2 separate regions of the Homo sapiens genome follow, and region 1 is linked to region 2. Evidence: read pairs that join two places in POLR2A ChIA-PET (ENCODE). Cell type or tissue: PC-9. All regions are shown on one strand. Each heading gives the region's core, and the rest is flanking DNA. Links, peaks and the distances in the headings are about the cores only. Region 1 has its middle 23 kb from the start of CERS4. Region 2 holds the start of CCL25 (C-C motif chemokine ligand 25).

Region 1 (15,553 bases), core at 3,659-11,658, 140 kb after region 2:
CATGAGCCACCACACCTGACCAAAGAGGTGTATTATTCTTTTGCAATTTCCTTTTAACCAGCTGGTTTTGTTATCTACTTCTGATTATGTCGCTGATACAGGCCATTTTCTGTTATCAGATCAAAAAGCAGCAAAGCCAGGCATAGTAGTGCACAACTATAGTCTCAGCTACTCAGGAGCCTGATGGGAGAATTGCTTGAGCCCAGATTGAGGCCACATTGAGCTGAGATGGCACTACCATACTCTAGCCTGGGTGACAGAGCGAGACCCTGTCTCAATTAAAAAAAGAAAAGAAAAGAAACAGGCCAGGCGCGGTGTCTCACGCCTGGAATCCCAGAACTTTAGGAGGCCGAGGCGGGTGGATCATTTGAGGTCAGGAGTTTGAGACCAGCCTGGCCAACATGGTGAAACCCTGTCTGTACTAAAAATACAAAAATTAGCCAGATATGGTGGCAGGCGCCTGTAATCCCAGCTACACAGGTTGCTGAGGCAGGAGAATCGCTTGAACCCAGGAGGCAGACAGAGGTTGCAGTGAGCCGAGATTGCGCCATTGCACTCCAGCCTAGGTGACAGAGTGAGACTCCATCTCAAAAAACAAACAAACAAAGAAAACACAAAACTTTTATGGAATTCCAGAATCCTTTCTTCCTTCACTACTTCCTCTACTTTTGCTCTATTTCAAATTATTTATTTTTGACCTCATAATTTTTTGTGTGTGGATGGGTAGGCAGAATGAATTAACAGTACAAATCTTACCTCAAAGACTAGCTATAAAATAAGAAAAAGCGCCAAGCCAGAGTTTGAACTTCCAGGTTATAATACTGATTCTGTCATCAAACAGCTTTGTGACACCAAAGGAGTTTACTAAGTTCTTTGGATTTATTTATTATTATGTTAGATGGAGTGTCACTCTATTGCCCAGGCTGGAGTGCAGTGGCACAATCTCGGCTCACTGCAACATCTGCCTCCTGGGTTCAAGCGATTCTCCTGCCTCAGCCTCCCGAGTAGCTGCGATTACAGGCATGTGCCACCTTGCCCAGCTAATTTTTGTCTTTTTAGTAGAGACGGGGTTTCACCATGTTGGCCAGGCTGGTCTCAAACTCCTGGTCTCTAGTGATTTGCCTGCCTTGGCCTCTCAGAGTACTGAGATTACAGACGTGAGCCACTGTGCCCAGCTGGAAATGGATTTTAAATCTCTGAGATGTGAAAGCATTTTCTAAGCTTAAGAGCAGAGGGCAAAATGGTCAAGCAATGTACTGAGTTGTCTCTCTTTAAAACTTAAAGAGGAATTCTTAGCCAGGTGCTGTGGCTCATGCCTGTAATCCCAGCACTTTGGGAGGCCAAGGTGAGAGAATCACTTGAGCCCAGGAGTTTGAGACCAACTTGGGCAATGTAGTGAGACCACATCTCTGCAAAAAATAAAAATTAGCTGGGTATGGTCGCACATGCCTGTAATCCCACCTACTTGGGAAGCTGAGGTGGGAGGATCACTTGAACCCAGGAGGCTGAGGCTTCTGTGAGCTATGATAGTTCCACTGCACCCCAGCCTGGGCAACACAGTAAGACTCTATCTCTAAAAAAGAAAAGAGAATGAGACATCTTTTGTCTATTTTAATCTAACCTTTTTTTTTTTTTCCTGAAGACTCTTACCCCAGCTTGCAGCTTTTTTTTTTTTTTTTTTTTTTTTGACAGAGTTTTGCTTTGTCGTCCAGGCTGGAGTGCAGTGGCGTAATTTCGGCTCACTGCAACCTCTGCCTCCCAGGTTCAAGTGATTCTCCTGTCTCAGCCTCCCTAGTAGCCAGGATTACAGACACACACCACCATGCCCAGCTCATTTTTGTATTTTTAGTAGAGATGGGGTTTTGCCATGTTGGCCAGGCTGGTCTCAAACTCCTGGCCTCAGGTGATCCACCCTCCTCAGCCTCCCAAAGTGCTGGGATTACAGGCATGAGCGACTGTGCCCGGCCAGCTTGCTGCTTTTAGCATAAATTTCAGGCTTCTGGTGAGCTCTTGGCAACATGTACCAAGAATCATAACGTGTTTGCCTTTTTCCAGCCAGTATTTCCACTGCTGGGAATCCATGAGAAAGAAATATGAGAAATAGGCAAATATTTACATATAACAATGCTTCTGTTATTGTTATTTTAATATTCAGTTAGTGCAAAGCCTGAGGTATCCGGTACGCTGTGTACAATCACGTGATAAGATCCAATATGCAGTTATGAAAAATGTTTGTAGATTTTCTTTAACAATATGTAAAATATTTTCATACTATTTTTACAGAAAAAAGCAGGATATTGGGAGGCCAAAGCAGGCGGATCACTTGAGGCAAGGTGTCCAAGGCCAGCCTGGCCAACATGGTGAAACCCCATATCTACTAAAAATACAAAAAATTAGCAGAGTGTGGTGGCACAAGCCTGTAATCCCAGCTATTTGGGAGGCTGAGGCAGGAGAATTGCTTGAACCTGGGAGGCAGAGGTTGCAGTGAGCCGAGATGGCACCATTGCACTCCAGCCTGGGTGACAGAGTGAGACTCCATCTCAAAAAAAAAAAAAAAAGAAAGAAAAAGAAAAATGCAGGATATAGGATAAAACATTTTTTTCTAGATGTTGCCGTAATTAAAAATTTTGTTGCCTATATGGCCAGGAGTGGTGGCTCACGCCTGTAATCCCAGCACTTTGCGAGCCGAGGTGGGTGGATCACTTGAGGCCAGGAGTTCGAGATCAGCCTGGGCAACATGGTGAAACCCCATCTCTACTAAAAATACAAAAATTAGCCGGGCGTGGTGGTGCATGCCTGTAATGCCAGCTACTCGGGAGGGTGAGGCATGAGAAGTGCTTGAGTCCGGGAAGTGGAGGTTGCAATAAGCTGAGATTACACCGCTGTGCTCCACCCTGGGTGACAAAGCAAGACTGACTCAAAAAAAAAAAAAAAAAAAAAAGATGTTTCCTATATAGCAACAGGAAATCTCACTCTTTGCTGAGAGAAATGCCAAACAGTACAGCCACTCTAGAAGACAGTGTGACAGCTTCTTACAAAACTAAACATACTCTTACCATATAACCAATTAATTTCACTCCTAGATATTTACCCAAACGAGTTGAAAGCTCATGTCTACAAGAAAACCCGCACATGGGCCAGGTGCAGTGGCTCATACCCGTAATCCCAACACTTTGGGAGACCGAGGCGGGCAGATCACGAGGTCAGGAGTTCAAGACCAGCCTGGCCAATATGGTGAAACCCTGTCTCTACTAAAAATACAAAAATTAGCTGCGCGTGGTGGCATGTGCCTGTAGTCCCAGCTACTCAGGAGGCTGAGGCAGGAGAATCACTTGAACCCGTGAGGCAGAGGTTGCAGTGAGCCGAGATCACACCACTGCACTCCAGCCTGGGCGACACAGGGAGACTCCGACTCAAAAAAAAAAAAACAAACTGGCCGGGTGCGGTGGCTCATGCCTGTAATCCCAGCACTTTGGGAGGCCGAGGCGGGAGGATCACGAAGTCAGGAGATCGAGACCATCCTGGCTAACACGGTGAAACCCTGTCTCTACTAAATATACAAAAAATTAGCCGGGCATGGTGGCAGGTGCCTGTAGTACCAGCTACTCGGGAGGCTGAGGCAGGAGAATGGCGTGAACCCAGGAGGCAGAGCTTGCAGTGAGCCGAGATGGCGCCACTGCACTCCAGCCTGGGCGAGAGAGTGAGACTCTGTCTCAAAACCAAAAAAACAAAACAAAACAAAACCTGCACACGGATGTTTACAGCAGTATTATTCATAATTGCATAAAACTTGGAAGCAACCAAGATGCCCTTCGGGAGTTGAATGAATAAATAAACAGTGGTACTTTCAGACAATGGGAACTCATTAATTAAAATAAATGAGCTCTTGCTGGGCACAGTGGCACAAGCCTGTGGTCCCAGATACTCAGGAGGCTGAAGTGGAAGGATTGCTTGAGCCTAGGAGTTCCAGGTCAGACTGGGGGACAGAGAAAGACCATGTCTCTAAATAAATTAATTTAAATTACAATATATTTTTTCTTTTCTTTTCTTCTAACACAGAATCTCACTCTTGTCACCCAGGCTGGAGTGCAGTAGTGCTATCTTAGCTCAGTGCAGCCTCCGCTTCCCAGGTTCAAGCAATTCTGCCTCAGCCTCCTGAGTAGCTGGGACTACAAGTGCGTGCCACCACGCCCGGCTAATTTTTGAATTTTTAGTAGAAACAGGGTTCCAACAAGTTTGCCAGGCTGGTCTCGAACTCCTGACCTCAAGTGATCTGCCCACCTTGGCCTCCCAAAGTGCTGGAATTACAGGTGTAAGCCACTGTGACCAGCCTAAAAAAATTTTTTAATTATCCAGGCATGATGGTGCACCTGTAATCCCAGCTACTCAGGGAGGCTGAGGCAGGGGGATGGCTTGAGCTGGAGAGGTCGACACTGCAGTGAACTGTGATGGTGCCACTGCACTCCAGCCTGGATGACAGAGAAAGAGCCTGGCTAAAAAAACATATAACTAGCCGAGCAAAACTCCTTCTCAAAAAAAAAAAAAAAAAAAAAGTGAGCCCTAATGTAGGCTGTGGACTCGGGGTGATGAGGACGGGTCCCTGGAGATTCATCAAGTATAACCAATGCACCACTCTAGTGGCGGACATTGATAAGGAGGAGGCTGGGCTTGGGGAGCAGGGTAGATATATGGGAAATCTCTGTACTTTCCACTCAATTTTGCTGCAAACCTGAACTGCTATAAATCAGAACGTTTATGGGCTGGGTGCAGTGGTTCACGCCTGTCATCCCAGCACTTTGGGAGGCCAAGGCAGGAGGATCGCTTGAGCCCAGGAGTTTGAGACCACCCTGAGCAACATAGCAAGGCCCCATCTCTACAAAAAAAAAAAAAAGAAAGAAAATACAAAAATTAGCCAGGTGTGGTGGTGTGCATCTGTAGTCCCAGCTACTCGGGAGGCTGAGGCAGAAGGATGGCTTGAGCCTGGGAGGTGGAGTTGGCACTGAGCTGTGATTGCATCACTGCACTCCAGCCTCAGTGACAGAGCCAGACCTTGTCTTAAAAAAAAAAAAGCCCATGGGAAAACAAATACTGTTTTCCTCTGCTTGAGTGAAAGAAGCCAGTCTCGCTGGGCGCGGTGGCTCACGCCTGTAAGTCCCAGCACTTTGGGAGGCCGAGGTGGGCAGATCACCTGAGGTCGGGAGTTCGAGACCAGCCTGGCCAACATGGAGAAACCCCGTCTCTACTAAAAATACAAAGTTAGCTGGGCATGGTGGCGCATGCCTGTAATCCCAGCTACTCGGGAGGCTAAGGCAGGAGAATCGCTTGAACCCAGGAGGTGGAGGTTGCAGTGAGCCGAGATCGTGCCATTGCACTCCAGCCTGAGCAACAAGAATGAAACTCCATCCAAAAAAAAAAAAGAAAAGAAAGAAAGAACCCAGTCTCACAAGGCTATCCAGTGTGTGACTGATTCCATTTATACAACAGTCCCGGAAAGGCTAAATTATGGCGACAGAGAGCCGATCAGTGGTTGTCAAGGAGAAGGAAGGAAGGATGTGACTCCTAACGGGCAGTGTAAGGGAATTTTACGGGGTGATGAAGTTGTTCTTTTTCTTTCTTTCTTTCTTTCTTTTTTTTTATTTGAGACAGAGTCTCGCTCTGTCACCCAGGCTGGAGTGCAGTGGATCTCGGCTCACTGCAACCTCCATCCCCTGGGTTCAAGCAATTCTCCTGCCTCAGCCCCCCGAGGACCTGGAACCACAGGTGTGCGCCACCATGCCTGGCTAATTTTTGTATTTTTAATAGAGACGGGGTTTCACCACATTGGCCAGGCTGGTCTCAAACTCCTGACCTCAGGTGATCCACCTGCATCAGCCTCGCAAAGTTCTGGGATTACAGGCATGAGCCACCCCATCCAGCATTTTTTTTTTCTTTTTTTTTTTCTTTTTCTTTTTCTTTTTCTTTTCTTTTTTTTTTTTTCTTTTTTTTTTTTTTTTTTTTTTTTTGAGACAGTCTTGCTCTGTCGCCCAGGCTGGAGTGCAGTAGTGTGATCTCAGCTCACTGCAACCTCTGCCTCCCAGATTCAAGTGATTCTTATGCCTCAGCCTCCCAAGTAGCTGGTATTACAGGCATGCGCCACCATACCTAGGTCATTTTTGTATTTTTGATAGAGATGGGGTTTCCCCACGTTGGCCGGGCTGCTCTTGAAATCCTGACCTTATGTGATCCGCTGGACTCGGCCTCTCAAAGTGCTGGCGTTACAGGCATGAGCCACAGCGCCCAGCCAGATTTTAATTTTTTTTTTTATAGATAGGGTCTCACTACATTGCCCAGGCTGGACTCCAACTCCTAGGTTCAAGCAATGCCGCCTCGGCCTCCCAAAGTGCTGGGATTACAGGTATGAGGTGCTGCATCCAGCCTAAAAAATTGATTTAATGCAAAAAAAAAAAAGAAAATCCTGGTGCCTGACCCCTGGCTGTCCTCAGCTGGCCCATAAGACCCTGATGACTTTTGAGCTCTGAATCAAGGGTTGGCATATCTAGACCTGCTGCAAGCTACAGATACTCAGAACCATGCACGAGGTTGCAAATCCTACATATGATTTCCAGAATCCACATCCCATCTGCACTCTTTCTGGTAGAGCACACCTTGTTCCTGGGGCTCCAGGACAAATGGGTGCATCAAAGCTAACTTCCGGCCCTGGGCAGTGGCTCACGCCTGTAATCCCAGCACTTTGGGAGGACGAGGCAAGAGGATCACCTGAGGTCAGGAGTTCAAGACCAGCCTGGCCAACAAGGTGAAACCCCATCTCTACTAAAAATACAAAAATTAGCTGGATACGGTGGCCCATGCCTGTAATTCCAGCTACTCAGGAGGCTGAGGCAAAAGAATCGCTTGAACCTGGGAGGCGGAGGTTGCAGTAAGCTGAGCTCATGCCACTGCACTCTAGCCTTGGAGACAAAGTGAGATTCTGGCAAAAGAAAAGAAAAGAAAAAAAGCTACCTTCCACCAGCCACAATGGCTCACGCCTGTAATCCCAACATTTTGGGAGCCCAGGAGTTTGAGACCAGCCTGCAGCCTGGGCAACATAGCAGGAAACTCTCTCTAAAAAGGAAGAAAAGAAAAATTCGCCAGGCATGGTGGCGCACACCTGTAGTCCCAGCTACTTGGAAGGCTGAGGTGGGAAGCTGGCTTGAGCCTGGGAAATTGAGGCTGCAGTGAGCTATGATCATGCCACTACACTCCAGCCTGGGCAACAGAGTGGGACCTTGTCTCAAAAGAAAAATAAAAAGTCTACCTTCTACGTGGTCTCTCTGGCTACCTCAGTCATACTGATCCCTTGGCTATACTGATCATTCAGTCACATCCCACTCTGACCCCTGGACTCCCCTGGCCACTGACCTATAGTGACCTGCTCTCTTTGGTCCCTGCAGGGAGACACATTTGAAACCTACAAGTACCCAGGGGAAAAAAAAAAAAAAAGGCCATTACTTCCTTAATCTGTATCTGTTTTTAAGTGGAATTGTATCCATAAGCAACCCAGAGTGCTATTATGTTTCAAATTTATATAAACAGTATCACACTAAACTAACATTGCACAACTTGAATTTCTTTTTGAAACAGCACCACATTAAGATACATTTATATTGACATAGAGTAGAGCTGGAGAGAGTGAGAGTGAGAGCAAGGCAAGAGAGAGAAAGAGAGACACACAGACAGGGAGAGTTACTTATTCCTTTTCACTCCTGTTTAATATTCCATTACCTTACCATTACATTTCGTTCTCCTTTCATTTCTCTACTCCCTCATTGATGGACGTTCTGATAGTTTCTTTTTTTCTTTTCTTTTTTTTTTTTTTTTTTTTTTTTGAGGCAGAGTTTTGTTCTTGCTGCCCAGGCTGGAGTGCAATGGCGCGATCTTGGCTCACTGCAACCTCCACCACCTGGGTTCAAGTGATTCTCCTGCCTTGGCCTCCCAAGTTGCTGGTATTACAGGCATGCGCCACCACGCCTGGCTAATTTTGTATTTTTAGTAGAGATAGGGTTTCTCCATGTTGGTCAGGCTGGTCTCCAACTCCCGGCTTCAGGTGATCTGCCCGCCTCGGCCTCCCAAAGTGCTAGGGATTACAGGTGTGAGCCACTGCGCCCAGCCTTTTTTGTTTTTGTTTTTGTTTTTGTTTTTGTTTTGTTAGAGATGGGGTTTTATCCCGTCACTTAGGCTGGAGTGCAGTGGTGTAAACATGGCTGACTGCAGCCTCGACTTCCTGGGCTCAGGTGATCTTCCCACCTCAGGCTCTTGAGTAGCTGGGACCACAGGTATGCACCACCATGGCCAGCTAATTTTTAGTTTTTTTAGAGATGGAGTCTTGCTATGTTGTCCAGGCTGGTATTGAACTCCTGGACTCAAGCATTCCTCCTGCCTCAGCCTCCCAAAGTGCTGGGATGACAGGTGTGAACCACCGAGCCCAACCTAGTAGTTAAGTTTTGAGGAGTCAAAAGTTATATGTGAGGGGCTCGGCACAGTGGCCTGTCATCCCAGCACTTTGGGAGGTGGAGGCTGGCAGATCACTTGAGGTCAGGAGTTCAAGAACAGCCTGGCCAACATGGCAAAACCCTGTCTCTACTAAAAATACAAAAATTAGCCAGGTGTGGTGGCACGCACCTGTGGTCCAGCTATTCTGGAGGCTGAGGCATGAGAATCCCTTGAACCCAGGAGGCAGAGGTTGTAGTGAGCCAGGATTGTGCCATTGCACTCCAGCCTGGATGACAGAGTGAGACTGTCTCAAAAAAAGAAAAAAGAAAAAAAGTTATATGTGGGTCCAGGTGGGGTGACTCATGACTGTCATCCCAGCACTTTGGGAGGCCAAGGTGGGAGGATCACTTGAGTCCAGGAGTTCAACACCAGCCTGGAAAACATAGCAAGACTCCTGTCTCTACAAAAAATTAGCTGGACATGGTGGCAGGTGCCTGTAGTCCCATCAATTCGAGAGGCTGAGGCAAGAAGATCACTTGAGCCCAGGAGGTCAAGGCTGCAGTGAGCTATGATTGCACCACTGCACTCCAGCCTGGGTGACAGAGAGAGAGAGACAGAGAGAGAGCAACGGAAGGAAGGAAGGAAGGAAGGAAAGAAGGAAGGAAAGCGATAAATGAAAAGGAGGCCAGGCACAGTGGCTCATGCCTGTAATCCCAGCACTTTGGGAGGCCAAGGAAGGTTGATCCTCTGAGGTCAGGACTTTGTGACCAGCCTGGCCAACATGGTGAAACCCCGTCTCTACTAAAAACACAAAAACTAGCTGTGCATGGTGGTGGGCGCCTGTAATCTCAGCTACTTGGGAGGTTGAGGCAGGAGCATCACTTGAACCTAGGAGCCGGAGGTTGCAGTGTGCTGAGATTGTGCCACTGCACTCCAGCCTGGGCAACAAGAGTGAAACTCTGTCAAATAAAAGAAAAAAGAGAAGGAAAGAAAGAAAGGAAGGAAGGAAGGAAGACAGAGAAAGGAAGGAAGAGGAAGAGAGAAAGGGAGGGTAGGGAGGGAAGGAAGGAAAGAAAGAAAATGAAAAGGACAAAAACTCCAAAGGACAAATGAGTCTTTCACAAAAGGTGATCTCCAAATGGCTGATAAATGAAAGAGGGCTGACCTCATGAGTCATCAGAGAAATGCACATGAAACCCAAAATGCTAGCGGGGCGTGGTGGCTCACGCCTGTAATCCCAGCACTTTGGGATGCCGAGGCCAGTGGATCATGAGGTCAGGAGTTCGAGACCAGCCTGGCCAAGATGGTGCAACCCCGTCTCTACTAAAAAATACAAAAATTAGTCGGGTGCGGTGGCGGGTGCCTGTAATTCCAGCTACTCGGGAGGCTGAGGCAGGCGAATCACTTGAACCCAGGAGGCGGAGTCTGCAGTGAGCCGAGATCACACCACTGCACTCTAGCCTGGTCGACAGAGCAAGACTCCATCTCAAAAAAAAAGAAAATTTAATATCAAGTTATACTCCCACACTCTGGAGAGCGTGTGAAATGGTACAACCGCTTTGGAAAACCCTGGCAATATCCAGAAAGCTGAACAAACACCTACACAATATGAATCAGCATTTCTACTCCTAAGTATAAACTTAAAGAATATACATTGTTGCATTCATCCAGAAACTGGCCAGAATGTTCACAGCACCTGTGCTTATCACAGCCAGAAATTGGAAACAACCCAAATGCCTAAAAAAGTTTAGGTAAATAAACTGTGGTAAGTTCACAAAAGGGAAGACAGCGGTTCTCAACCGGGTGGTGATTTTTTTTTTTTTTTTTTTTTTTTTTTGAGACGGAGTTTCACTCTTGTTGCCCGGGCTGGAGTGCAATGGTGTGATCTCAGCTCACCGCAACCTCCGCCTCCCGAATTCAAGCGATTCTCCCTCCTAAGCCTTCTGAGTAGCTGGGATTACAGGCATGCACCACCGCGCCTGGCTAATGTTTGTGTTTTTAGTAGAAATGGGGTTTCTCCATGTTGGTCAGGCTGGCCTCGAACTCCCGACCTCAGGTGATCCACCTGCCTTGGCCTCCCAAAGTGCTGGGATTACAGGCGTGAGCCACCACGTCTAGTCGACTGGGTGGTGATCTTATCGCTTCTAAGGGAATATTTGGCAATGTCTAGCGATGTTTTGCGTTGTCAGAACCGAAGGGAGGAGTGTTACTGTCACGCTGTGAGTAGAGGCCTGGGATGCCGCTAAATACATACAATGTGTAGGAACAAAGATTATTCAGCTCCAAATGTCAACAGCAGTTGAGAAACCTTGCTATACCAAATGGCAACGGGCTGGACGCGGTGTCTCATGCCTGTAATCCCAGCACTTTGGGAAGCCAAGGCGGGAGGATCACTTGAGGTCAGGAATTTGAGACCAGCCTGGCCAGCATGGTGAAACCCTGTCTCTACTAAAAATACAAAAATCAGCCGGGCGTCGTGACACAGTCCTGTGGTCCCAGCTATTTGGGAGGCTGAGGCAGGAGAATCACTTGAACGTGGGAGGCAGAGGTTGCAGTGAGCTGAGATGGTACTCCAGCTTGGGTGACAGAGCGAGACTGTCTGAAAACAAAACAAAAAAAAAATGGCAAGGAACAATAACTGTAACCTACAAAAATATGGATGAACCACACAAACCTGGTGTTACACAAAAGAAACCAAACATAAAGGAAACGTCCTGCTTGTTTTCATTTATATAATGTTCAAATAGCAGACAGAGTGATTCTAGACTGTTAAAAATCAAGATAAGGGCTGGGCACGGTGGCTCGCACCTATAATCCCAGCATTTTAGGAGGCTAAGGCATGAGGATTGCTTGAGGCCAGGAGTTCCAACCCAGCCTGGGCAACATAGTGAAACCCATCCCTACAAAGAAATGCAAAAATTTGCTGGGCGTGATGGCGTGTGTGCCTGTAGTCCCAGCTACTTAGGGGGCTGAGGTGGGAGGATCACTTGAGCCTGGGAGGTCAAGGCTGCAGTGAGCCGTGATCGCACCACTTCACTACAGCCTGGGTGACACAGCAAGACCCTATCTCTTAAAAAAAAAATGGGGTTACCCTTTGTGGAGAGTAGCAGGGCAGGGTACAATGGGGGACTTCTAGGGGCTGGTGATGTTCTGTTCTTTTTTTTCCTTTTTTGAGATGGAATCTCACTCTGTCGGCCAGGCTGGAGTGCAGTGGCATGATCTCCACTCACTGCAAGTTCCGCCTCCCGGGTTCACGCCATTCTCCTGCCTCAGCCTCCCGAGTAGCTGGGACTACAGGTGCCTGCCACCATGCCCGGCTAATTTTTTTGTATTTTTAGTAGAGACAGGGTTTCACCGTGTTCGCCGGGATGGTCTTGATCTCCTGACCTTGTGATCCACCCGCCTCGGCCTCCCAAAGTGCTGGGATTACAGGCGAGAGCCACCGCGCCTGGACTGTTGTTTTTTTTTTTTTTTTTTTGGTTTTTTTTTTTTTGAGACAGAGTCTCACTCTGTCGCCCAGGCTGGAGTGCAGTGGCTTGATCTCGGCTTACTGCAAGTTTCGCCTCCCGGGTTCACACCATTCTCCTGCCTCAGCCTACCAAGTAGGTGGGACTACAGGAGCCCGCCACCATGTCCAGCCAATTTTTTTGTATTTTTAGTAGAGACGGGGTTTCACCATGTTCGCCAGGATGGTCTCAATCTCCTGACCTCGTGATCCACCTGCCTGGCTTCCCAAAGTGCTAGGATTACAAGTGTGAGCCACTGTGCCCGGCCTTTTTTTTTTTTTTTTTTTTTTGAGACAGAGTCTCACTCTGTCAGCCAGGCTGGAGTGCAGTGGTACAATCTCGGCTCACTGCAACCTCTGCCTCCTAGGTTCAAGTGATTCTCCTGCCTCAGTCTCCCAAGTTGCTAGGACTACAGGTGCCTACCACCATGCCCGGCTAATTTTTTTGTATTTTTAGTAGAGACAGGGTTTCACCATGTCGGCCAGGATGGTCTCAACCTCTTGACCTTGTGATCCACCTGCCTCGGCCGCCCAAAGTGTTGGGATTACAGGTGTGAGCCACAGCTCCCGGCCTATGTTCTGTTCTTGACCTAATCTAGGTCCTGGCTATACCCTACATTCACATGATAAAAATTCCTTAAGGCATATATTTATGATTTTGTTCTTGTTGTTGTTGTTTGTTTTGGTTTTTGTTTTTTTTGAGATGGAGTCTTGCTCTGTCGCCCAGGCTGGAGTGCAGGGGTGTGATCTCGGCTCACTGCAGCCTCCACCTCCTGGGTTCCAGCAATTCTCCTGCCTCAGCCTCCCAAGTAGCTGGGATTACAGGATGCCCAGCTAATTTTTGTATTTTTAGTAGAGACAGGGTTTCACCATGTTGGTCAGGCTGGTCTTGAACTCCTGACCTCAGGTGATCTGCCTGCCTCGGCCTCCCAAAGTACTAGGATTACAAGCATAAGCCACCACACCTGGCCACATTTATGAATTTATGCATTGTTTTCTTTACTAAAAGTGTGCTACACTTTTCTTCCTTTCTTCTTCTTCTTTGTTTGTTTTTGAGACAGGGTCTCACTCTATCACTCAGGCTGGAGTACAGTGGCACAATCTCCACTGACTACAAATCCCAGGCACAAGTGATCCTCTCACTTCAGCCCCCCTCGAGTAGCTGGGATTACAGGTGTGCACCACCATGCCTGGCTAATTTTTGTATTATGATAGAGATGGGGTTTTGCCATGTTACCCAGGCTGATCTCAAATTCCTGGGCTTAAGCGATCTACCCACCTCAGCCTCCCAAAGTGCTGGGATTACAGGCATGAGCCACCATGCTGGGCCTTATGTGTGCTATATTTAAACAAAAGCTTCTAAAAATTAAAAAAAAAATTATCCTATCTTCCTTCCACCCCTCTGTCCTGTTTAGACCTTACCCACGCTGCACTGGGTGACTTCACTTCTCCTACCTGCCCCCTCTCCTACAGCCCCTCCGATAGAAAACAACCAGGAATGGCCAGGCATGGTGGCTCTTGCCTATAATCTCAGCACTTTGGGAAGCCCAGGTAGGAGGATCACTTAAAAATTAGATGAGGTGGCATGCCCCTGTAATCACAGCTACTCAGGAGGCTGAGGCAGGAGGATCACTTGAGCCTGGGAGCTGGAGGCTGCAGTGAGCTACAATGGTAACACTGCACTCCAGACTGGACAAAGACAAATACACCCTGTCTCAAGAAAAAGAAAGAAGAGAGAGAGAGAAAGAAGAAGAGGAAGAGGAAGAGGAAGAAGAAGAAGAGGAAGAGGAAGAAGAAGAAGAAGAGGAAGAGGAAGAAGAAGAGGAAGAGGAAGCAGAAGGAGGAGGAGGAGAAGGAGGGGAGGGAGGGAAGGAAGGAAGGAAGGGAGGGAGGGAGGAAGGAAGGACCCACACAGTGGCTCACACCTGTAATCCCAGCACTTTGGGAGGCCAAGGTGGGAGGACCACCTGAGGTCAGGAGTTTGAGACCAGCCTGGCCAACATAGTGAAACCCCATCTCTAGTAACAATACAAAAATTAGCCTGGCATGGTTGTGCATGCCTTCAGTCCCAGCTACTTGGGAGGCTGAGGCAGGAGAATTGCTCGAACCCAGAAGGTGGAGTTTGCCCTGAGCCACGATCGTGCCACAGCACTCCAGCCTGGGCAACACAGCGAGACTGAGTCTCAAATAAAAAACAAAAAAAGAGAAAAGAAAATAAAGCAACCAGGGGAATTCCTGGGGCACACAACTAAGACTATGTTCCTTCCTGCTCTAAACTCTCCCATGGCTCCCTATTACCCCCAAGATTAGATCAAAGTCTTTATTGAGACTCCCAAGGACTTTCTCTACTTCAGCTCTGGTTGTCTTGCAGCCTGATCTCTACCTGCTCTTGCTGCTTCTCACATCATTAACCTTGGGCCCTGAAGGTGCAGCTTCCAACTTCTGGGCCTTTGCACCTGCAGTCAGCTTTGCATAATTGCCTGACTGCCCCTGGCACATTCTTGTTCTTTGAGATTCAGCTTGAATGCCTCTGCTCTGGGAAGCATCCCTCTCCTTCAGACCCTCCCTCCCACCCCTACCCGGATCTAGGGGCCCAGGAGGCTTTGGGCTGGGAAGATTAAGAAGACGATGATGAATAAGTTGGTTCTAGCAGTTCCTTCCTTCCTTCCTTTTTCCTTCGTTCTTTCTTTCTTTCTTTTTCTTCTTTCTTTCTTTCATTTTTCTTTTCCATTAAGCATTTAACCCCCTTGTACACAATTCACTCTTTTTAAAGAAAAAAACTGAGGCCGGGCACAGTGGCTCATGCCTGTACTCCCAGCACTTTGGGAGGCCGAGGTGGGTGAATCACAAGGTGAGGAGTTCAAGACCAGCCTGGCCAACATAGTGAAACCCCATCTCTACTAATAATACAAAAATTAGCCGGGCGTGGTGGCTTGTGCCTGTAGTCCCAGCTACTCGTGAGCCTGAGGCAGGAGAATCGCTTGAACCTGTGAGGCGGAGGTTGCAGCAAGCTGAGATCACGCCACTGTACACTAGCCTGGGCGACAGTGTGAGACCCAGTCTCAAAAAAAAAAAAAAGAAAGAAAAGAAAAAATTGAAATGTAAGGCTGTGTAAGATTTGTTTTGAAACTACACAGTGTCTTTTTTTTTTTTTGTACAGTTAATGCACTACTGAATGTGTCTTTAGATAGCCCTGTCCTGGTGGTATTTTCAACAGCCACTAACCTTGCCTGGTATAATATGGGGGTTGTAAATTGCAATGGAAATTTAAAGCAGGTTCTTGTTGGTGCACAGCACAAATTGGTTATATATGGGGATAGTAGGTTTTTTGGGTTTTTCGTTTTTTTTTTTTTTTTTTTAAGACTGAGTCTCGCTCTGTTGCCCAGGCTGGAGTGCAGTGGCATGATCTCAGCTCACTGCAGTCTCTGCCTCCCAGGTTCAAGCGATTCTCCTGCCTCAGCATCCTGAGTAGCTGGGATTACAGGCACCCGCCACCAAGCCCAGCTAATTTTTGTATTTTTGGTAGAGATGGGGTTTTCTCATGTTGGCCAGGCTAGTCTCAAACTCCTGACCTCAGGT
Region 2 (15,553 bases), core at 2,911-10,910:
AGAACTCTGCCCTCATGAATGGGATTAATCTCATTAGAAAAGGCTGGGTGAGGTGGCTCATGCCTGAAATCCCAGCACTTTGGGAGGCTGAGGAGGGAAGGATTGCTTGAAGCCAGAAGTCTGAGAGCAGCCTGGGAAACACAGCAAGTCCCCATCTTTGCAAAAAACAAAAAAGTTAGCTGGGTGTGGTGGCATGCTCCTGTAGTCCTAGCTCCTTGGGAGGCTGAGGACTTGATGATTGCATGAGCCCAGGAGTCAAGGTTACATTGAACTATGATCACACCCCTGCACTCCAGCCTGGGCAACATAGCAAGACCCTGTCTCTAAAAAAAGCAAGAGAGGGGGGTTGAAGGGGAGCAGGTAGGTCCTTTTTACCTTTCTGCTGTGTGAGGGTGCAGCAAGAAGGCTCCACCTTGGGAGGAGAGAATGAGCCCTCACCCAGGTACTGAATCCTCCAGTAACTCCATCTTGGACTTCCCAGCCTCTAGAACTGTAAGCAATAAACTTCTATTATTGACAGATTACCTGGCCTCAGGCATTTTGTTATATCAGCACAAAGAGACTAAGACAACACATCTTCCTCTCTTCCTCCCCTGATCACTGCTCCCTGTGGGTGGGGTGCACTCCCCATTCTCCAGCTTAGGGTGTGGCCATATGACTTGTTTTGGCCAATGGAACCTGCATGGAAGTGACCCTCATCAGATCGGAGACAAAGGCTGAGGAAGCATCACGTGGTCCCGCCACTCTGCTTGCATGTCACCTTGCCATGAAACAAATATGGGCCCTGATGGGTCACCTGAGGTCAGGAGTTCGAGACCAGCCTGCTTACCATGGTAAAACTCTGTCTCTACTAAAAATACAAAAAAATTAGCTGGGCACGGTGGCGGATGCCTGTAATCCCAGCTACTTGGGGGGCTGGGAAAGAATGAAACTCCATCTCAAAAACAAAAAAACAAATATGGGCCCTGAAGCCTCTGAATGAAAAGTCACATGGAACAGATGCAAATCCAACTCACAGCCTGGAGCAAGTTCCAGTGGGGCTACAGGTGACCCCCAGACCCACAAAGGGAAAATCATTGCTTTTTATTTATTTATTTATTTATTTATTTATTTATTTACTTATTTATTTATTTATTTTTTGAGACAGACTCTGCTCTGTTGCCCAGGCTGGAGTACAGTAGCATGATCTCAGCTCACTGCAAACTCTGCCTCCGGGTTCAAGCGATTATCCTGCCTTAGCCTCCTGAGTAGCTGGGACTACAGGTATGCACCACCACGGCCCAGCTAATTTTTGTATTTTTGGTAGAGATGGGGTTTCACCATGTTGGCCAGGCTGGTCTCAAACTCCTGACCTCAGGTGATCTGCCCACCTCGGCCTCCCAAAGTGCTGTAATCCACCATGGCCAGGCTTATTTTATTTTTTTAAAACAAAGCCAAACAAAACAAAAAAAACACTTGGGGCCAGGTATGGTGGCTCACGTCTATACTCCCAGCATTTTGGGAGGCCAAGGCGGATGGATCACTTGAGGTCAGGAAAAATGTCTCTCCTAAAAATACAAAAATTAGCCAGGTGTGGTGGTGGGCGCCTGTAATCCCAGCTACTCAGGAGGCTGAGGCAGGGGAATCACTTGAACCAGGGAAGTGGAGGTTGCAGTGAGCTGAGATTACACCACTGCACTCCAGCCTGGGTGACAGAGTGAGACTCTGTCTCAAAAAAGTAACAACAATACTTGGCTTGGCTACCCTGATCAAATCACAAATTCCTCATGTGTAGAATGGGAATAAGTATATTGTTTACCTTAATGTGTCACTGTAAGCATCTATTGCAACAATGCACATGAAATTAGCCCAGAACAAGGGAGGCACACAAGTAAGTGTGGGGTGTAGGGGGAAGTGGGAAAGCTGGGGGAAAGGGGGGCCTGACAAGAGTTTTTTTTAATTTTATTTTTATTTTTATTTTTATTTTATTTTTTTGAGACAGAATTTTTCTCTTGTCACCCAGATTGGAGTGCAATGGCACAATCTTGGCTCACTGCAACCTCCGCCTCCTGGGTTCAAGTGATTCTTCTGCCTCAGCCTCCTGAGTAGCTGGGATTACAGGCACAAACCACCATGCATGCTAATATTTTTGTATTTTTAGTAGAGATGGGGTTTCGCTTTTTTTTTTTTTTTTTTTTTTTTTGAGACAGAGTCTTGCTCTGTAGTCCTGTTGCTCTGTCGCCCAGGCTGGAGTGCAGTAGCACGATCTCGGCTCACTGCAACCTCTGCCTCCCAGGTTCAAGCGATTCTCCTGCCTCAGCCTCCTGAATAGCTGAGATTACAGGCACGTACCACCACGACCATCTAATTTTTGTATTTTTTGTAGAGACGGGGTTTCACCATGTTGATCAGGCTGGTCTCAAACTCCTGACCTCATGATCTACCCACCTCGGCCTCCCAAAGTGCTGGGATTACAGGTATGAGCCACTGTGCCTGGCCTGGGTTTCGCTTTTTTTTTTTTTTTTGTATTTTTAGTAGAGATGGGGTTTCGCTATATTGGCCAGGGTGGTCTCGAACTCCTGACCTCAAGTGATCCACCCGCCTCGGTCTCCCAAAGTTCTGGGATTACAGGCATAAGCCACTGCACCCAGCCAGGACTGAGAAGAGTTTATAGGCCTGTGAAGGGCTGGACAAGCTGAGAGCTCCCTTGGGCACTTGGGGGCCTGCAGCAAGGAGGCTTGGTCCACTCTCAAGTCTGAGGTGCTTGCTCAGCCTCTATTGGTGGGGAAGGGGAACATCACAGGCAAAGGGATGACTGAAGTACATCCCTTCCATGAGGTTTGATGGCCTTGAAGTGGAGGCACGTACACAATAAGATTTCAGGGGCAGACAGAGATGAATAGGGCAGTCCCGGCCAGGCAGGTGACTCACGCCTATAATCCCAGCACTCTGGGAGGCCGAGGCGGGTGGATCACATGGTCAGGACTTGAGACCAGCATGGCCAAGATGGTGAAACCCCATCTCTACTAAAAATACAAAAATTAGCCAGGCGTGGTGGCAGGCACCTGTAATCCCAGCTGCTCGGGAGGCTGAGGCAGAAAACTGCTTGAACCCGGGAGGTGGAGGTTGCAGTGAGTTGAGATCATGCCACTGCACTCCAGCCTGGTCAAAAGAGTGAGACTCCGTCTCAAAAAAAAAAAAAAAAGAAAGAATAGGGCGGTCCCAACATGTGGCCCAGGGTGACAGGGTGTCAGAGCTCGAAGCTGAATACATAATCCCAGCCATGCTGGCTGCCTGGAGATGGGCAGAGGGAGGGCTTGCCAGGCAGAGTGCGCTACTAGGGCAAAGGCTCAGCAGGAGACAAGCGGAGGTGGGAGCCCTGGGGGAACAGCAGGTGCCGTGAGAGAAGAGGCAGGAAAGAGGAACCGTGGTGACCCAATCTTCCTCCCCAGCCTCCTCTCCAGCACCTCGCCCCCAGGACTGAGTGGGCAACTGGCAGATCTGAATCCACGTGCTTAGAACAACCAGGAGAGGCCAGAGAAGGTGGCTCATGCTAGTAATCCCAGCACTGTGGGAGGCTAAAGTGGGCAGATGGTCTGAGCCCAGGAGTTGGAGGCTCCAGCAAGCTGTGATAACACCAGCACTCCAGCCTGGGCGATAGAGTGAGACCCTGTCTCTAAAAACAAAAAATTGGCCAGGCCACGGTGGCTCACGCCTGTAATCCCAGCACTTTGGGAGGCCGAGGCGGGCGGATCACAAGGTCAGGAGATCGAGACCATCCTGGCTAACACGGTGAAACCCCGTCTCTACTAAAAATACAAAAAATTAGCTGGGCATGGTGGCGGGTGCCTGTAGTCCCAGCTACTTGGGAGGCTGAGGCAGGAGAATATCATGAACCTGGGAGGCGGAGCTTGCAGTGAGCCGAGATCACACCACTGCACTCCAGCCTGGGTGACAGAGCAAGACTCTGTCTCAAAAAAAAAGAAAAAAAAAGAAAAAGAAAAAGAAAATATTGGCCAGGCACGGCGGCTCATGCCTGTAATCCCAGCACTTTAGGAGGCTGAGGCAGGTGGATCACTTGAGGTCAGGAGTTTCAGACCAGCCTGGCCAACATGGTGAAACCCCATCTCTACCAAAAATGCAAAAATTAGCCAGGTGTGGTGGTGCGCACCTGTAATCCCAGCTACTCAGGAGGCTGAGGCAGGAGAATCACTTGAACCCGGGAGGCAGAGGTTGCAGTGAGCCAAGATCCTGCCACTGCACTCCAGCCTGGGCAACAGAGCAAGAATCTGTCTTAAAAAGGGCCAGGCACGGTGGCTCACGCCTGTAATCCCAGCACTTTGAGAGGCCGAGGTGGGCAGATCACGAGGTCAGGAGATCGAGACCATCCTGGCTAACACGGTGAAACCCCGTCTCTACTAAAAATACAAAAAGAAATTAGCCGTGCGTGGTGGCGGGCGCCTGTAGTCCCAGCTACTTGGGAGACTGAGGCAGGAGAATGGCGTGAACCCGGGAGGCAGAGCTTGCAGTGAGCGGAGATTGTGCCACTGCACTCCAGCCTGGGCAACAGAGTGAGACTCCATCTCAAAAAAAAAAAAAAAAAAAAACAGAAAAAGAACCACAGGAAGACGGGTTGGAGGAGCAGAGGTGAAAGCGCAGACAGATTCCCTAATCCTATAGGCACTGACAGCCTCCTGGGTTCCCTTTGTATGCATGGCCGGCCTACTGGACTGCCAGGGTTCCCACATTTGAGAAGTAGGTAGCAGTGGGAGGGAGGTTTGTCTGATTCTCCAGGGAGCTAAGGAGGCGGCTCAGATCGCCCCCGTCATTCCAGAAAGAGAGACCTAATTCTAGGATCTGCCCACCTTCACCCAGTGGGTCCAGCATGCCACTTTCTTTTTTTATTTTTAATTAATTATTTTTTGAGACTGAGTCTCGCTCTGTCACCCAGCCTGCAGTGCAGCACGCAGCGCAATCTTGGCTCACTGCAACCTCCACCTCCCGGGTTCAAGTGATTCTCCTGCCTCAGCCTCCCGAGTAGCTAGGATTACAGGCACCCGTCACCATGCCTGGTTAATTTTTGTATTTTTGGTAGGGACAGGGGTTTCACCATGTTGGTCAGGCTGGTCTCGAACTCTTGACCTCAAATGATCCACCCGCCTCGGCCTCCCAAAGTGCTGGGATTACAGGTGTGAGCCACTGCGCCCCATCCTGTTTTTATTTTTTTCAGAGGCAGAGTCTAACTGTCGCCCAGGCTGGAGTGCTGTGGTGCAATCATAGCCCACTGCAACCTTGAACTCCTAAGCTCGAGCAGTCCTCTTGCCTCAGCCTCCCGAATAGCTGTGACAACAGGTCCACACTACCATGCCCTACCATGCCTGGGCTGTTGAATCTCCCTGCCCTCACCTCACCCTCTGCGGCATCTTCCAGATGACCTTGGCAGAGCTCAGATGCAGACCTGACCACAACCCTCCCCTGACTAAATACATCTATTCAGGGTGGGTGCGGTGGCTCATGCCTGTAATCCCAGCACTTTGGGAGGCCAAGGCGGGCGGATCACCTGAGGTCAGGAGTTCGAGACCAGCCTGGCCAACATGGTGAAACCCCGTCTCTACTAAAATTACAAAAATTAGCTCTGCGTGATGGCACGGGTCTGTAATCCCAGCTACTCGGGAGGCTGAGGCAGGAGAATTGCTTGAACCCAAGAGGCAGAGGTTGCAGCGAGCCGAGATCACGCCACTGCACTCCAGCCTGGGCCGCAGGACTCTGTCTCAAAAATAAAAATAAAAATAAATAAATCTTTTCGGCAGCTTCTTCTTGGCCTCTGGATGAAGGTCACCCTTCTGGGCTTGGCACGTGAGGCTCCAAATAGCTTCTCCCTGCCTACCTCATCTTCCGCTATCCACCCCCGCACCTCCTGCCCCAGATACTCTGCACTTGGCAGTTCCCTCTAGCGTCCTGCCCTGCTGGTCTCTGACTAACACGAGGTTGTCCTTCAGGTCACCATTCAGCTGCAGGTCCCCCTGGAGACAGGTGGGATGCCCTTCACATCCCCACAGCCTGATGCAGATGTTCCTCCAGGAATGTCTGATCAGGAGACATGGCAGCCTAAGGCAGAGCAAGGTGGCTCAGGCCTGTAATCCCAGCACTTTGGGAGGCCAAGGCGGGATGATCCCTTGAGCCCAGGAGTTCAAGACCAGCCTGGGCCACATAAGGAGACCCTGTTTCTACAAAAAGTTACAAAATTAGTCGGGCATGATGGCATGTGCCTGTAGTCCCAGCTACTTGTGGGGCTGAGGCAGGGGGATCGCTTGAATCCAGAGGTCAAGACTACAGAGAGCTGTGATCATACCACCGCACTCCAGCCTGGGCAACAGGAACATTATCTCGGCCAGGCACAGTGGTTCATGCCTGTAATCCCAGCACTTTGGGAGGCCAAGGTAGGCGGATCGCTTGAGGTCAGGAGTTCGAACCAGCCTGGCCAACATGGTGAGACCCCATCTCTACTAAAAATACAAAAATTAGCCGGGTGTGGTGGTGCGTGCCTGTAATCCCAGCTACTGGGGAGGCTGAGGCAGGAGAATTGCTTGAGCCTGGGAGGCGAAGGTTGCAGTGAGCCAAGATCGCACCACTGCACTCCAGCCTTGGCAACAGAGTGAGACTCTGTTTCAAAAAACAAACAAACAAACAAACCAAAAAACAAAAAAAAACCCAAAACCAAAAACAAATCAGAGACATTATCTTGAAAAAAAAATCCTCCTATTAGCTGTGAGGGCCACTTGGAGAGTGGTATTATCTGCCTTCTGTCTCCAGCTCTCTGCACATCACTGGGCACCTGTTTTTACTTACTTAATTAATTTGTTTAGAGACAAGCGACTTAGTCAAGTTACTTGGTCAAGCAATGTAACCTCTCTCAGCCTCGGTTGATTGTTCTTTCCCTATAAAGTAGGAATGAATTTTAACCTAATAAGGTTCTTGTTACCTCAAGCCACTCTCTTTAAAGGCATCCACTAGCTGGGCGTGGTGGTACATGCCTGTAATACTTAGGAGGCTGAAGTGGGAGAATCACTTGAGCCCAGGAGGTGGAGGTTGCAGTGAGCCGAGATCGCACCACTGCACTCCAGCCAGGGTGACACAGTGAGACCCTGTCTCAAAAAAAAAAAAAAAAAAAAAAAAAAAAAACGGCATCCAGCCCATCCCTAGTCTCTTCCAATCACACCAGCATTGGTGACAGTGATCCTCATCTGAAAATTGTTTTTAAATTTTTTTTAAATTAAAATTTGTTTTTCCTTGTCAGCAGAAAGTCACATCTGAATGTCTTGCTTCATTACTTGCTGCTTCTCTTGTCTGCAATGCTACTAGGCACTGAGCACGTGGGACTGACTCCTTCACTGCTTGTCCCCAGCACCCAGCTCAGTGCTGGGCACATAGAGGGTGCTCAATAAGTGTTTATTGAATGAATAACAAATGGTCCCACATAGATGTTCCATGAGGCATCTGTGACATCAACATCATCATTTTTTTTTTTTTTTGAGATGAGTTCTTACTCTGTTGCCCAGGCTGGAAGGCAGTGGTGCAATCATAGCTCACTGCAGCCTTGAACTCCTGGGATCAAGCAATCCTCCTGCCCCAGTCTCCTGAGTAACTGGGACTATAGATGCCGGTCACTTTGCCTGGCTATTTAAAAAAAAAAAATTTTTTTTTTTTTTTGTAGAAATGGGGGTCTTACTATGTTGCCCAGGCTGGTTTCGAACTCCTGGGCTCAAGTGATCCTCTTGCCTTGGCCTCTCAAAGTGTTGGGATTATAGGTGTGAGCCACCACGCCCAGCCAGCGATCATCATCTTTGATAGTTGCAATGTGTCGGCTTGCTCACTGCTGTCACCCTGGGGCACCCTGGGGCCCCGCATGTGGCTGGAACATAAGGGATACTCAGAAAACAGATGTGGAAAGGGTGAGTAGAGCTCAGCACGTTCAAAGAGGGACTCAGGACCCTATGGGACCCTCTCCCCAAGGCCTGCCACCCTCTCTCTCCATGCAACCCCTCCTCTAGCCCAAGGCAGCAGGGCCAGGATCAGGCAGTCACTCTTCCCAGCTGTCTGGCCCCCGCACATCCTGCAGGGGCAGGACAAGTACAAGGATGAAAGCCAAGGTCATGAGCTCGGTAATACCAGTAGTCTGAATCCCTCTGGAGAACCACGGCCCCTGCCCAGGCCACTGCTACAGCTGTCCCCTGGAAGACAGAGGCCTCAGGTTAGCCTGGGGTGGGGATCCCCTCAGAACTGACTTTCCAGGAGCCAGCAGAGCCAGCTACATCAGGGACTTAGGGTTCAGGTTAGAGTTAACCAAATTCTCGAACATCAGGCCAAGGGCTTGCAAGACATCCTGGAAAAACCCTTCTTCCTTCCTCCTCCTTCTCCTCCTCCTCCCCATCCTCCTCCTCCCCCTCCTCCTCCTTCTCTTCCCACTCCTCCTTCTCCTCCCCCCCCTTCTCCTCCCCCTCCTCCTTCTCCTCCCCCTCCTCCTTCTCCCCCTCCTCCTCTTCCCCCTCCTCCTTCTCCTCCCCATCCTCCTTCTCCTCCTCCTTCTCCTCCTCCTTCTCCTCCTCCTCCTCCTCCTCCTCTTCCTCCTCCTCTTCCTCCTCCTCCTCCTCCTTCTCCTCCTCCGGTTGCTGGGCAACCACTATGCATCTGGACCAAAGCAAGAGGCAGCTGGTTTAAAGACACACATAGACTGAAAGTGAAGGGAGGCAAAAAGATATTCTTTGAAAATGAAAACCGAAAGAGATCAGGGGTAGCTGTACTTGTATCAGATAAAATATTTTTTAAGTCAAAACTCTAACATGAGAGGAAGAAGGTCATTATAGAATGAAAAAGGGGTCAGTTCATCAAGAGGATAAAACAATTATATATATATGCACCTAACATCAGAGCACCTAAATATATAAAGGAAATATATATAAAGGAAATATGAACAGATCTGAACTGCAATACAGGAATAGTACTGCACTTTCAACAATGAACACCAGCCTGGGCAACAGGCCACAAAATTAAAAATATACATTTGTGGGTTGTGGTGGTGCATATCTGTAGTCCCAGCTACTTGGGAGGCTGAGGCAGGAGGATTGCTGGAGCCCAGGAGTTCAAGGCTGCAGTGAGCCATAACAACATCACTGTACTCCAGCCTGGTGGACAAACTGAGACTCTGTCTAAAAAAAAAAAAAAAAAAAAAAAAGGCAACGAACAGATCCAGGCAGATAATCAGTAAGGAAACATTGGATTTGAAATGCACTGTAGATCAAATGGAACTAATGACATATGTAGAACATTCCATTTGACAGCAGCGGAACGCACATTCTCCTCAAGTGCACAGGGGACATACTCCAGGATAGATCATGTTAGACCACAAAGCAAGCCTGAACAAATGTAAGATTGCCAGGTGCGGTGGCTCACACTTGTAATCCCAGCACTTTGGGAGGTCAAGGCGGGTGGATGACGAGGTCAGGAGATCGAGACCAGCCTGACCAACATGGTGAAACCCCGTCTCTACTAAAAATACAAAAAATTAGCCAGGTGTGGTGGTGGCGGGCGCCTGTAGTCCCAGCTACTTGGGAGGCTGAGGCAGGAGAATGGCGTGAACCCGGGAGGTGGAGCTTGCAGTGAGCCGAGATGGTGCCACTGCACTCCAGCCTGGGCAACAGAGTGAGACTCCGTCTCAACAACAACAACAAAAAAACAAATGTAAGATTGCGATTGTATCAAGTATCTTTTCTGACCACAGTGATACGAAACTAGAGATCAATAACAGGAGGAATTCTGGAAAATTCACACGTGAGAATTCAACAACACTCTCCTAAACAACCAATGTGTCAAAGAAGAAATTAAAACGAAATTAAAAAATATCTTGAGGCCAGGTGCAGTGGCTCACGCCTGTAATCCCAACACTTTGGTGGCTGAGGCAGGAGGATCACCTGAAGCCAGGAGTTCAAGACCAGCCTGGGCAACATAGTGAGACGCTCCCCCCATCTCTACAAAAAATAAAAATAATTAGCCAGGCATGGTGATGCTCACCTGTAGTCCCAGTTATTTGGGAGGCTAAGGTGGGAGGAACACTTGAGTTGGAGGCTGCAGTGAGCTACGATTGTGCCACTGCACTCAGCCTGGGTGATAGAGGGAGATGTTTCTAAAAACAAAATAAAACAAACAGAAACAACAACAACAAAAAACTTGAGACAAACTGAAATGGACATACAATATACCTAAACCAATGAATGCAGCAAAAGTGGTTCTAAGAGGGAAGTTTATAGCAATAAATAAATGCCTACATAAAAAAGAAGAAAGATCTTTCAAATAACCAAATTCTCTTTAAAAAGAGGTAACTGGAGGCTGGGCATGGTGGCTCAAGCCTGTAATCCCAGCACTTTGGGAGGCCAAGGCCAGCAGGTCACTTGAGGTCAGGAGTTCGAGACCAGCCTGGGCAACATAGTGAAATGTAGTCTCTCCTAAAAATACAAAAATTAGCCAGACATGGTGGTAGGCGCCTGTAGTCCCAGCTACTCGGGAGGCTGAGGCAGGAGAATCGCTTCAACCCGGGAGGTGGAGGTTGCAGTAAGCCAAGATCCTGCCACTGCACTCCAGCCTGGGCAACAGAGCAAGACTCTGTCTCGAAAAAAAAAAAAAAAAGAGGCAGCTGTGGGTACAACAGGAGTCCAGGCCTGGCAGACGGGGCTCCTGGGGTGTGGATTGCTCCCTACAAGACTCGTGACCATGCAGGGCAGTGGGGGCCCATCAGAAGCCAAGAGTCTCATCAGGGACCTGGAGGCACCAGAGTTCAGGAGAGCTGCAGGCAGCTGGGGTCTGATATGCAAAAGTGACTACAGGAGGACCCCCACTTCTGCCCATAGTGTTCTCCCAGTGCCCCTGAGCCTTTGCCGATGACCTCCCAGTCATCTGCTCTATGGCGCTTCCCCATTGGGGGACTGTCCTTTTCTTCACAGTATTTAAGAAATAAAAATTAGATTTTCCTGGCCAACAAAAAAAGTAAGTAACTTGGCTTCTCTGACCCTCAATCTCCTCCTTTGCACAGTTGGGCCAATGGTGAGCACCCAGGAGCATCCTTCATCCCACTAGAGGTGCCTGCCACTGGGTAGGGCAGATGTGGTGGTGGCTGGTGCAGGCTTCCCAGAACATCTCATCGCCCCTGCCCACCACCTGGCCACTGCAACCAACTGGGCTTGTCTAGAAAGACACCTGCCTACCCACCCAACCCTGCAGGCTCTGGGGTATTGGTCTCTGAATTTGGCTGAGCTACAGGATGGAGACCACCCTCAACTGCTCCCATCATCAGAGGTGCAGAACAGAAGTCGGTGTGGGGGGCACTTGTTCCCCCCAGCTGTGCTGATTTCACACTGGCGGAGAAGAGGACCCTTGCTGATAGCGGACTGCTCTTTTATTTTTTTATGAGATGGAGTTTTGCTCTTGTTGCCCAGGCTGGAGTGCAATGGCAAGATCTTGGCTCACTGCAACTTCCACTTCCTGGGTTCAAGCAATTCTCCTGCCTCAGCCTCCCAAGTAGCTGGGATTACAGGTGCGCACCACCATGCCCGGCTATTTTTTTTTTTTTTTTGTATTTTTAGTAGAGATGGGGTTTCACCATGTTGGCCAGGCTGATCTCGAACTCCTGACCTCAGGTGATCCGCCCGCCTCGGCCTCCCAAAGTGCTGGGATTACAAGTGTGAACCACTGCTCCCGGCCGATAGCGGATTACTCTTAATGCCCCCAGCTGCTGCAGGAGTGGAAGAGGCCAGTCCAGCCCCGACTGTGAAGGTCTGGCCTTTACTCAAAGCAACTGTGGTCCTCAGAACTCCGGGATCATCCCGTTTCTTGCTCCAACCCCTGGGTCCCAGGTCCCCAGCGCGCCCACCCCAGTGCTCCGTGCTTGCTGGTCCCTGGAGGGCCCCCTTACTGGGAACCCTTCCTCCCCGTGAAGGCTGCCGGCGGGACAAACAGTGAGGGGTGAGGCAGGGAGGGAGACTCACGTTGGGGACCTCCCCCAAGTCTGGGTAACACCGTCTTGGCCGCGGCCCGCGGGTTGGGAAGGTAGGGGGCAGTGAGCCGTAGCGGAGAGGCTGGCCCCAGCCCGCCACGCCGCTTCCCCACGCTCGCAGCCACGCGGAGCCGCGTCCTGGTCCAGCCTCACCCACCCAGAGCAAGAGGCGGAGGAACTGGAACAGCGCCCCGGCCCGTGGGCTGCCACTGGCCGCAGCAACGGGACGGGTGAGAGCACCTGCCCCCGACGCGTCTTAACTGCTCTGGTGGGGCGGGGCTGACCGTGCAAGCCCCGCCCCAGTCTAAGCCCCTCCTACAAAGCCCGGCCCCTTACCATAAGCGCCATCTGTCAGGCTCCGCCCACTGTCTTAAATCCCACTCACTCTGCCCTGCCCCTGACTCGGAGCCATATAGCAAGCCCCGCCCATAGCCATAAGCCACGCCCACCCAGCCCTGCCCCTGGGCTCTAAGTGTCATTTATCTAGTCACGTCCCCGGCTAGAAGCCACACCCACCAGGCCCGGCCCCACCTCTAAGCCCCACTCACCCGGCCATGTGGTTTGGGACAGGGAAGTAGGCTAGGGGCCGCCGCCTCTGGGCTCCCAGTGGAAGGGGAGAAATGAGAAAGGAGTTTAGGATGTGATAAATACCCACAGAGGTCAGATGTAGCTATGGATGCAGGCGATAAAAAGTTTAAAGCAATCAGCTGTGCGGCCTCTGCAGCGCTCCTTTCGCCCTCCCTAATCTTCACCTCGTGTCTCCCCCAGTCCCTGTGTCCTGGCTGGGTCCTGCTGCCCCAGGGAAAGAAGACATGCCTTCTCCCATCCTGGCTAACATGGTGAAACCCCGTCTCTACTAAAAATACAAAAAATTAGCCAGGCGTGGTGGCGGGAGCCTGTAGTCCCAGCTACTCGGGAGGCTGAGGCAGGAGAATGGCGTGAACCCGGGAGACGGAGCTTGCAGTGAGCCGAGACAGCGCCACCGCACTCCAGCCTGGGCAAAAGAGCAAGACTCCGTCTCAGAAGAAAAAAAAAAAAGACATGCCTTCTCGGTGAATGTTGCTTTGCTTCCTGAGGGCATGGCTACCCGGGGCTCCTGGCTTTTCTTCCAAAAACAAAACATTTCTTCCATTTTTTCTTTTTCTTTTGTTTTTTTTTTTTTTTTTTTTTTTGAGACAGAGTTTCACTCTTGTCGCCCAGGCTGGAATGCAGTGGCCCAATCTCGGCTCACTGCAACCTCCGCCTCCCGGGTTCAAGCGATTCTCCTGCCTCAGCCTCCTGAGTAGCTGGAATTACAGGTGCCCCCCCACCACACTCGGCTAATTTTTGTAATTTTAGTAGAGATGGGGTTTTGCCATGTTGGCCAGGCTGGTCTCGAACTCCTGACCTCAGAGGATCCGCCTGCCTCGGCCTCCCAAAGTGCTGGTATTACAGGTGTGAGCCACTGTGTCCGGCCACCGTTTTTTTTTCCATTTTTTGAGACAGGGTCTTGCTCTGTTGCCCAGGCTGGAGTGCAGTGGCATGATCACAGCTCACTGCAGCCTCAACCTCCAAGGCTCAAGCAATCCTCACACCTCAGCCTCCTGAGTGGCTGGGACTACAGGTATGCACTACTACGTCAGGCTAATTTTTTAAAAAATTTTTGTAGTGACGCAGGTCTCTCTATATTGCCCGGGGTGGTCTTGAGCTCCTGGGCTCAAGCAATCCTCTGGCCTCGGCCTCCCAAAGTGTTGGGCTTACAGACATGAGCCACCATGCCTGGCCTAGAGAGTTTCTTTCTTGTTGGGGTTGTTCACCGGTGGGAGGTGCACCATTGTGCCGTGCTGACTATATTCATAGAGTTATGTAACCATCACTCTCATCTAATTTCAGAACAAAAGGAAACCCATACCCTCTCACAGTCAGTCCTTCATTCTCCCCTCCCCCCATCCTGTGGCCACCGCTAATTTACTTTCTGTTTCTATGGATTTGCCTGTGATCACAACCAGAGGATTTCTGTGACATGCTAAGTTACCTAACCATGGTGTGGAAGGAGAGGGAAATGGAGTGAAGTTGGGGACCCACCAGGGAACAGGTGGCTTGAGGGCGGGGGGAGCATGAAGGTAAGGGCTTGTTTGGGGGCTCAAGGCAGTCTGAGCCTTGTTCGCAGGCAGCCAGTGTCCACCAGGTGTGTGCAGGTGAGGGAAACAGGGGAAAAGGCCCTTTCTGGAGACAGTAGGGGTGCTGGCTGGGAGGCCTGGGATGGGGAGTGGGGAGGCAAGGGGGCCTGTGGGTCGAGGTTGGAGCTTGCTGTAGAAGAGGGAGAATTCCAGAGGCTGAGAGTGCAGGTGGAGAGGAGGAGGAAGGGAGGAGGGCGGGCAGGGGGTGGCTGGGTGGGGCTCTGTCTATAAAGAGTGAAGCTCAGCGTGTTGGTCCTGCAGATGGGACAGCTTGGCCTACAGCCCGGCGGGCATCAGCTCCCTTGACCCAGTGGATATCGGTGAGTCTTTTCCTTGAACATGACTGAGATGAACAGCTTTTCCCTCCAGCACAACTTGTTCCTACTTTATACAACCTCCTTCCCTTGCCATATGCCTGGGGCTTAAGAGGGGGGATGTTCCCAGTACCCACTCCCCTCCTCTTCCTCAGTCCTTACCACTTCCCTCCACGACCCCAGGTGGCCCCGTTATTCGTCCAGGTGCCCAGGGAGGAGGACCCGCCTGCAGCATGAACCTGTGGCTCCTGGCCTGCCTGGTGGCCGGCTTCCTGGGAGCCTGGGCCCCCGCTGTCCACACCCAAGGTACTGTGTTCGGCAATGCCTACCACCAAGTGCCCCTCTCCCCATGCCCCCACCCCACCCCTTTTGTCTCTTATCTCCTCCGGAAGTCTCCCCAATCCCATCTCCACTGAATTCTCCCGCTCCTGACATGCAGGAACTCCTGGTGTTTGGTTAGCTCTTGGGATGGGGTCGGGGAGATGGAGAGTCCCCAGTTCCTTCTTCGAGAGCCCCATGGAGTCTTTTGCAAGACTCCTAAAGATGTGAGGGAGCAGAGGGTGGCTTCCAGCTGTGGGCAAAGCCAGTTACTGCCAGGGATGTATTGTAGAATCCTAATCCTGCCGAGCCAGGGGTGGGGTTGGAGATCAGGGCCCTGGAGACTGACAAGAGTGGATTCCCATCCTGGTCCCTCCATGCAGTCCAGCTGAGAGTTAGTTGCTCCTAAACCATTTTTTTTTTTTTTTTTTTGAGACAGAGTCTCACTCTGTCACCCTGGCTGGAGTGCAGTGGCGCGATCTTGGCTCACTGCAACCTCCGCCTCCTGGGCTCAAGCGATCCTTCTGCCTCAGCCTCCCAAGTAGCTGGGACTACAGGCGTGTGTACCATGCCCGGCTAATTTTTGTATTTTTTAGTAGAGATGGGGTTTCACTATGTTGGCCAGAGTAGTCTCGATCTCCTGATCTCAGGCGATCCGCCTGCCTCAGCCTCCCAAAGTGCTAGGATTACAGGTTTGAGCCACTGTGCCCGGCTTCCTAAACCTTTAGGAGCCTCCGTTT

The links. Peaks named below come from ENCODE experiments on the same cell type or tissue, not always from the same donor. Only the 100,000 strongest peaks of a DNase experiment are listed, where the experiment ranks them.
Region 1: POLR2A ChIA-PET joins it to region 2 with 16 read pairs; 5 of 35 experiments call an interaction of 5 or more read pairs at or near these places.

Annotation. Positions count from the first base shown.
Region 1 is chr19:8,178,154-8,193,706 of GRCh38, forward strand. No RefSeq gene overlaps it. Among named protein-coding and RNA genes, the nearest start is that of CERS4, 23 kb to the right of the region's middle. In PC-9, for the core only: no CTCF peak of the experiment used is centred there; DNase peaks (open chromatin) are centred at 7,548 and 9,645.
Region 2 is chr19:8,038,322-8,053,874 of GRCh38, forward strand. It overlaps CCL25 (C-C motif chemokine ligand 25), which reads left to right and starts at 14,439. Exons shown (of 6, transcript NM_005624.4): 1 at 14,439-14,501; 2 at 14,679-14,801. The coding sequence starts at 14,729. RefSeq lists silencers at 11,992-12,081, 12,382-12,441. In PC-9, for the core only: no CTCF peak of the experiment used is centred there; no DNase peak of the experiment used is centred there; H3K27me3 peaks cover 1,779 bases.